Linked DNA regions of Homo sapiens: region 1 is linked to region 2. Evidence: read pairs that join two places in POLR2A ChIA-PET (ENCODE). Cell type or tissue: GM12878. All regions are shown on one strand. Links, peaks and the distances in the headings refer to the core of each region. The heading gives the core; the rest is flanking DNA. Region 1 overlaps LRRC52-AS1 (LRRC52 antisense RNA 1). Region 2 overlaps MGST3 (microsomal glutathione S-transferase 3).

Evidence for each region. Peaks named below come from ENCODE experiments on the same cell type or tissue, not always from the same donor. Only the 100,000 strongest peaks of a DNase experiment are listed, where the experiment ranks them.
Region 1: POLR2A ChIA-PET joins it to region 2 with 5 read pairs; 2 of 35 experiments call an interaction of 5 or more read pairs at or near these places.

Annotation. Positions count from the first base shown.
Region 1 is chr1:165,530,210-165,534,607 of GRCh38, reverse strand. All of the region lies in intron 3 of LRRC52-AS1 (LRRC52 antisense RNA 1), which reads left to right. Among named protein-coding and RNA genes, the nearest start is that of LRRC52, 12 kb to the left of the region's middle. In GM12878, for the core only: no CTCF peak of the experiment used is centred there; no DNase peak of the experiment used is centred there.
Region 2 is chr1:165,644,220-165,648,617 of GRCh38, reverse strand. The region is part of intron 1 of MGST3 (microsomal glutathione S-transferase 3); the gene reads right to left. Among named protein-coding and RNA genes, the nearest start is that of MGST3, 15 kb to the right of the region's middle. In GM12878, for the core only: no CTCF peak of the experiment used is centred there; a DNase peak (open chromatin) is centred at 2,594.

The sequences.
Region 1 (4,398 bases), core at 81-4,080, 110 kb after region 2:
GTGTTCAATAAAAGATAGTAGCTATTATTTTCATTTCATTTTATGGTTATGAATTATTAATAAAATAGCAATCCAAAATAATATAATAATATACATTCCCCCAAAGAAATAGCAACTGCAGTAAGAATTACTAATTTGCTGGTAAGTTAGAAATGGTTTGTTATTCTGAGTACTGTCAGAGGTTAGAGCCAGACCCATAATTCCAAAAGAGCTGCTCGGCTAAGGTTATCCTCAGAAGCTGTTCAGATATCCATGGTTCTAAGCACAGCAAGAGCAACTGGTAAGGTTTCTGCATGAAGCAGTCAAAGTCTATGTATGTTCAGGACCCTCCATGTGAATGAGGCTGGGACACAGCTGTGTGGATACAGACCTGCAGCATTGCCACACAAAGCATACGTGATGCAGGTAATCTATCTGCACACAATGCTGGATTGCATGACACTGTCATCCCCTGCACTGGATAAAAGCTCTTGACAATGAACTTTCTTGGGGGTGTTACAGGAAGGCTACTCTTAAAGCTTCCTCTTGATTCTCTCCTATCAGACCTGTCATTCTCAAATCTTGTGGTGCATTCTGACTAGGACAGGTGAGTGTGTGTGAGTGTGTAACCTTGGATGAATAAATTCATTAAAAATGGGATCTTATGTCCTTGGTGTCTTTTTAAACATTCCTCTTTATGATCATGCATTACCAAAGAGAAGTGTTGCTTTATTTGATCATTTGATCTTTGCTTTTACAATTACCAACCTCCGGCTGGGTGCGATGGCCTGTAATTCCAGCACTTTGGGAAGCTGAAGCGGTTGGAACCCTTGAGCTCAGGAGTTTGAGACCAGCCAGGGCAACATAGGGAGAACCTTGTCTCAATACAAAAAAAAAAAAAAAAGAAAGAAATTATCAACCCCCATCCTTTTTTTTTTTTTTTTTTTTTTTTGGTATGAGGTTTCTGCAGGCAACTTAAAGTACAACTGACTCTGATTCTTTTTTTTAGAGCATGAGAGGGAAATCATGTGTGTGTTGAGGTCTGCAAAGAAGGTCCGAGGAGATTACTAGGGTGTCCTTAAAAGACCCAGGAGTGTTCATGAGCTGGCCTCTAGCATTTGCCAAATCCATGAGAGGCCAGTGCCCCTTCGGAGGCTCCGGAAACTGCCTTGGCTGGGCAACTCATTCTCCTCCTCCCTCTTCTTGCTTCAGCTCCTGCTGAAAGTCAAGCATGGAGCCACGGAAAAGGCTAATTGGATTGGACTTAGGATTGGGGTGGGAGATCTAGCTGGAAAGAGCCTGGAACTGGAAATCTGGGGACCTGAATTTTAGTCCTGATTCTTTCATAAACTCACTATGCAACTTTAGACAAGTATTGCACTCCATAAACTTGTTTCCTCATCTGTGAATCAAGACAGCTATGGCTTTGGGTCTCAAGTTCTGCGGGGGCCAGGCCAGGGACAAACAGTGGCATGTGAAACAGCTCCTTCTCCTCCTAAACATTCTAGCTGTCCTTTAAAAATAGTATTGTCTAAACTAATGTGAGTGGTGCACCCTGGAATTGGCTGCGTGAGGTCTAGAACATCCAGGAGCCACTGGGAGAGGAGCGGACACTGTAACCTGGGGACAGCAAAGCTCTCAGATTCCTTGGGACGGGAGTGGAGAAGTATCCTTCCACAGAAGAGCCACTGAGAGCTCAGGAGAAGGACAGACTCTGGTCTTTGGTCTTGGAGGTGAGGAACCTCCCTCCTGCAAAACAAAATGAAACAAAAACAAACCTACAGGATGCGGTGATCTCCATTCAGATAACAAAGTGAACTTGAAAAGCTTAGGGACCCTGGGAGGCAATAGATGAGGCTGAGGAGTTCTATTGATAAGGCAAATGTGGCTTAGTCCACTGGGCCAGTTAGAACACCACCAGTGACCAGATAGAAGGAGATTTTTATAAATTGAAAAAAATAATTCATGTCCCTGGGGATAATTTAATACAGTACAAAAAATTATCATTGAAAAATAGGTTTCTCTGTTACTGGCTCCCCCTTGGTGTCCATTCCCAGAGGCAACCACCTTTTACAATTTCTTGTGTGTCCTTCCAGAAGGAGTCTAAGCAACAGTTGCACTTTGCTGTTTCATGGAACAATACATCTTAGAAATTGTTCTATACCAGGACACATATTCATTAATTAAACTCCTTGCCATGGTCACAGGGCCACATGGGCTCGTCCCCTGTCCATTGCTGTGATGTCCTCTCCCCTGACTCCCGTGTCTCACTCTGCTTAGCCACACTGGCCTCCTTCCTGTTTCTCTAATGTGCCAACACGTCCCCATCCTGGGACCTTTGTCCGTGTTGTTCTCCTCACCTGGAAGGCTCGTCCACCCTGTCCTTGGCATGCGTCACTCCTGTATGTCACCTCCCCAGACTGGCCCTCCCTGGTCATCCCATCTCAAAGAGCTCCCATCACTTACGTCTTCTTACTGTTTTTATTTTCCCTCACAGCACTTAGCACTACCTGGCATTATAGAACATAATTACCATTCCCTTGTTTATTTTCTGTTATTGCTGCTGGAATGTTAAGGAGGGCTGAGACTTTGTCTTGTTTTTCCACTGCTGTAATTTCAGTGCCTAGAACAGTCAGTGCCTGGCCCTTAATAGGCACTCAAATATTAATGAATACAATATTCAGGAAGCAATGAGATGTTTAGTTTAGAGGGCATGGCTTAGACTAGAGTTGGAGATAGAAGTTTGGGTATCATCAGACACTATTTTAAACTTTGGGATTGAATGTAGAGAGAGAATATAGACAGAAGAAGACCAGGGACTGATTCCTGGGTCCTTTTCACATTTAGATGTTGGGAAGAGGAAGAAGGTCTGACACAGGTGACTGAGATGGGACAGCCAATCAGGGAGGAGGGAAATATGAGAATATGGTGTCCCAGAAGCCCAGCCTAGATAGTATTGGCTAAGTCCGCTAAATCTTTCATATGTCTGCATAGTATTCCATTGCAACGCTGTGCCATAGCTTATTTAATTAGTCCTCTATCCACTGGTGTTTGAATTGTTGCCAGTCTTTGGCTGGTAAATAATGCTGCAGTGAATGCAGTTGTCTTTATCAGTAGTTCTGGGTGAGGCAATAGCAGGGAACTATTTAAAGATCTCAATTTTCTATAGAAGCAGAATGCATTCATGAGTTATTTAGATGTGGCATGGCAATAGCACTGGCTTGCTGAGAGCATTATATACATATATAAATGAATGTATTAATTGCATATGTAATGCACAAATAAATGAATATTGAGAGAGTCAGAGGTTAAGGGCAGGAAAGCCCTTTTGAAACCACTAGCCCCAGCCACTGCCTCCACGAGCAAGAAAACAAATTGTCCAAAGTCATCTGATACCTTGAACATAGCCAGGGTTAGAAAACAAGTCTCTTGACTTTCTGCCCACTCTTGGCAGAACTCCACAGTGCATGCAATGGCGTTTCTGATGATCAGCTTTGCCAAATTTGCTGAGCTGCAGGATATGGATATTTCTTGATTGAAGGCACTAGAGATAGATGAATGAGCAAAGATTTGAGACCAAACTGACTGGAGTGAATTTTGTCTCCAGCTTTTACTAGATGTGTGGCTACATACTTGACTCTGGACCTTGTTTTTTGTAAAACTCCTACTCTTGCCCTGTATGTAGCAGGCAGTAAATGTAAACTCCCATCTTTGCCCACCCATACTCTTTCTGTTTCTTCCAATGCAGTCCAACAATGAGAGAGAAACTGGAAACTTCCTTATAAAACTTGAAGAAAAACAAGACCACAGAAAGCAAACCAAAAGCAGTACTCTGTGTGTGTATGTGTGTGTAATTTAAGGCTTTGTCTTATTCTGGAAATAATGTCAACACAAATGTCTCTAAGCAAACTATTAATATGAATACATTAGGACTACCACTCTCAAAGGATGGGTGAAGATGGAAGTAAGAGAGACTAAGGAACACAGAAATCCCTAGATAGTCCTCATTTTAAAATTAAAAAATCCTATTTTTCTGAGTATAATACTTTTTTTGTGATTATTATGCTTTCTGCAAAAACATGAAAAATATAGAAAAGTACAAAAAGGAAAATAAGTTTAATGCATAATTCCATTATCACTATTAACATTTTGGTACATTCCCAGCCTTTATTCTATGCAGATACAGTTGTGGACCACTCAGCTTCCCCTTCCAGAAACACCTTGACTCCAGCTGTTAGCTCCTTCAAGACTGGGCTTAGCATTCGAGCCAAGGTCCCACTATTTTAGTGGTGGTCCCAGTAGGTGACTGGGCCAGCTTGTGCCACAAAGCCTGGCTACTTCTCCCAGTATAGGGCTCTTCTAAAGGGCGATCTTTGCTTTGTTGCTACTTGTTGGGCTGGCACTGATTTTCCACCTCTG
Region 2 (4,398 bases), core at 211-4,210:
GGCACGATCTCGGCTCACTGCAACCTCCATCTCCCGGGTTCAAGTGATTCTCCTGCCTCAGCCTCCCAAGTAGCTGGGATTACAGATGCGCACCACCACACCCAGCTAATTTTTGTATTTTTAGTAGAAACGAGGTTTTGCCATGTTGGCCAGGCTATTCTTGAACTCCTGAGCTCAGATGATCCACCCACCTCGGCCTCCCAAAGTGCTGGGATTACAGGTGTGAGCCACCGCACCCAGCCTAACAGGCCTAACTTCTTAAAACCCCTCCTCCCCACCATGATTCACAATAATTCTCATCAGTTTTCCCCTTCTACCGTCTTCACTCTGAGCTGCTCTCTGAGGCATGCCCGCTGCCCCTCCGGGGGCTGGGGGGCACACACTGCAGCGGGCTGGTTCCACAGGTCAGCAGATCCTGGCCTGTCTGTGCAGCTGCAGAGAGCAAGGAGTCTCTGGCTTCCCTCCAAGCTTCCTTGCCCACATTCTCTTCCCAAGTGTAGAAAGTCAGCATGAGGAGGAAGCCACAGTAGTTATTAAAAGAAAAACAGAGTGTGAATTCTGAACACCTCTTTGAAAATAAATAAAAATGACTGAACCTCCAGCCTATCCTTAAATTCAACACATCTGGGGCAAACAGGTCATTTAAAATAAAGCTGCCACCTAAGCATGGTGGCTCACACCTACAGTCCCAACAATTTGGGAGGCCAAGGTGGAAGGAACACTTGAGGCCAGGCAGCCTGGGCCACACAGGGAGACTCTCATGTCTACTCAGGAGGCTGAAGTGGGAGGATCACCTGAGCCCAGGAGGCTGAGGCTGTAGTGAGCTATGATTGCACCACCTCACTGCAGCATGGGGCAACAGAGCAAGACCTTGCCTTAAAAAAAAAAAAAGGTGTCTCTCAGAAGCAATAAATGTAAGGACAATAAAATTAAGCATATTTGCTTTAGGTTAAAGTTTGCAAATCAGTAGAGTGAGCTTTCAGACTCTAATCTTTGGACAGGATGCTGGGCTCCCTGGCTATGTGCAGGGCTACCTTGTGTCAGCCCAGCACTTTTCAGCTCACTTTTACTCTTCACAAAACTCCTATTAGCTCCACTTTATAGAAAAGGAAATAGAGGCTCAGTAAATGAGGGCAGAGCTAAGACCAGAGCAGGTTTTAGAATTCTCCCCCAAAACACTCCAGCTAGCCCAGGTAACACATTCAAATTTGGTGGCTTAGTCACTGACTTCTATTTTTCTTAATTTTAAGAGGCTAGGGTAGGTAGATGGCAAGATAAGAGAAGTGCCTCTTGCATAGATGCCTGTCACAGCAAAGCAACTGCTCTACAATCCACAGTTAGAATCTATAATTACAAATTAATATTTACTACTGAGCTCCTCTTTTAAAGTATAAATGCAATCTGTGAGGTTAAACTTGATGGGCATTTGCACCCTAGTGAAAGTTACTCTCCTCACACTTTGTTAAGGTATGTATGGCGTTATGAATCTGGATGATGACAAGCAGAGCCAGCAACAGTTAGGACCTTGGAAAGGCAGTGAATTCACAGTAAGGGTACCCAGAGTCTGATGCTACAGCAGTGGTTTGCAGAGGATGCATACTCAGTCATAGGGACAGTGCAAGTGCCTGGGGCAGCAGCGTGACTGTTCTCCCTGAGGGTCCCCCGCACGAGCCATGGACACGTCTGCATAGGTGCAGGAGCAATGCCTGAAAAGCTGCCTGCGAGAAGGGCAGCAGAACAGCCCTCCCTGATACCTCCTTGCACTCCTACCAAGTGAGGTGTCCTGCTTTATACACCATAACAACCTTCACTTAAAACAGAGCAGGACCACGTTTGTCTGGCATCTTCCATGTCAAGCACAGTGTGCACGCTCATAGATACTTACGGAATAAATGATTTGAGCTGCAACTGCAGGTGTCTTTCAGAATGACCACCACCACGCACCCCGTCCCCTGAATACACACCTGAAATAATCTCTATCATCTGGCACAGTGTCTGGTATAAAGTATGCATCTAACCAATTCAGGTTTCCGTTTCTTCCCTCAATATCTATTGAAACCAGGGAAGAAACTGAATGTATTTAAGAAAGACTGGTTTATGACTAATCCAGAAAGAGAAATCTTAAGAAAGAAGAATTCAGAACACAGAGAAAACTCTTGTCGTAGTTGTGGAAAACATAAATGCAATAGGGAGTGAAAAATCATTAAATCTTCTCTTTCAAAGAAAGAATCAGCTTAATTAAATCAACATTCAAAAAAACTATCATTTGCTACATCATTATTTTCTGAAGATTCCAAGGCGAAGAGATAGATATTCCCACTCCTTAGAGAGTGACTTTTGTGTGTGCGGGTGTGCACCAGGAAGGGGATGCAGCTCAGTTCACAGTGGCCACACCCTAGGCAGTCGCAGCCACACCCTGGGTTGTGCCAGCCCCAGAGGTAGCAGATAGCTTCCAGGGACAGGGTGGAAGAACTGATAGCTGGCACCCAACCAATCTCTGGCATGAGCACTCATTTGAACCGCAGACCACATTTTGCTGATTATATACCTACTCTGTGTCACCAGAAACCCTTTCATGAACCCAACAAGATAAAGTTCTTGAGAGTGGGAACTTTGCCCTTGACTTTCTCTTCTACGTAGTGCTAGATACACACAGTCCAAACAGTCCTTTCTGAGCTGAACTTTAATACAGGTGTAGATGACTTTGCAATTCACTTGGTTATATCGTAGCATTTGTTAATCATTATGCAGTTTCCTGGGTTAGTCATAAACCAGCAGTATAAATTAATATTTATGAATTGAAACCTTCTACCACATGCAGCCATGCGTTTCAGTGATGGACTGCATATTTAACAATGGCCCCATAAGACTGTAATGGAGCTGAAACATTCCTATTGCTTAGTGACATCATAGCCACTGTGCCATTGTAACATCGTAGTACACTGTATCATCCACATGTTTGTGGTGATGCTGGTGTAAACAAACCTACTGCGCTGCCAGTCATATAAAAGTATAGCATGTATAATTATGTACAGCACATAACACTTGATAATGATCATAAGTGACAGTTACTGGTTTATGTAGTTACTATACTATACTTTTTAGCATTATAGTGTATTCCTTCTACTTATTAAAAAAAAATGTTAACTGTAAAACAGGTGCAAGCAGGTCCTCCCTGAGGTATTCCAGAAGGCCTTGTTACCATAGGAGAGGACAGCTCCACACATGGCAGGTGTGTCCATGTGACCTTCCACTGGGGCAAGATGTGGAGGCAGAAGACGGATACTGATGATCCTGACCCTGTATAGGCCTAGGATAAGGTGTGTGTTTGTGTCTTAATTTTTAACAAAAAAAGCTTAAAAAGTAACTATGAAATAAAAAGAAAGTTTTAAAAATAGAAAAAATTTCACTTCCAGTTAGAAACCTACAAAGGCCATCAGCTCAAAGTCAGTATGGGTGTTCTGAACTGAATGGTGTTGCTTCTTTAAAAATAAAAAAAGTATTTAAAACATAGAAAAAAAAATCTTATAGAATAAGGATATGAAGAAACAATTTTTGGCCGGGCATGGTGGCTCACACCTGTAATCCCAGCACTTTGGGACGCCAGGGCAAGCAGATCACTTGAGGTCAGGAGTTCAAAACCAGCCTGGCCAACATGGTGAAACCCTGTTTCTACTAAAAATATAAAAAAATTAGCTGGGCGAGGTGATGAGTGCCTGTAATCCCAGCTGCTCGGGAGGCTGAGGCAGGAGAACTGCTTGAATCCGGGAGGTGGAGGTTGCAGTGAGCCGAGATTGCACCACTGCACTCCAGGCTGGGAGACCCAGCAAGACTCTGTCTCAAGAAAAAAACAAAAGAAAACAAAAAACAAAGAAACAATTTTTATGCAGTTACAATGTATTAGTGTTTTAAGCTAAGTATTGTCACAAAAGATTCAAAAGTTTAAAAATTATAGTAAAAAAGCTTCAGTAATCTAGTTTAACTTATTATTGAAGATAAAATATTAAAAAATGAATGTAGTGTAGCCTAAGTATACAGTGTACGTAAGGTCTGCAGCAGTGTACAGAAATGCCCTAGGCCTTCACACTCACCACTCACTCACTGACTCATCCAGAGCAACTTCCAGTCCTGCAGGCTCCATTCATGGTAAGTGCCTTCTACAGGTGTACCATTTTTTGTCTTTTATACCATATTGTTACTGGATCTTTTCTAAGTTTTTAGATATCTTTAGACACACAAATACATACCACTATGTTACAATTGCCTATGGTATTCAGTACAGTAACATGCTGTACATGTTTGCAGCCTAGAAGCAATAGGCTAGACTATATAGCCTGGGTGTGTAGTAGGTTATACTGTCTAGGTTTGTGTAAGTACACTGTACGATATTCTCACAAT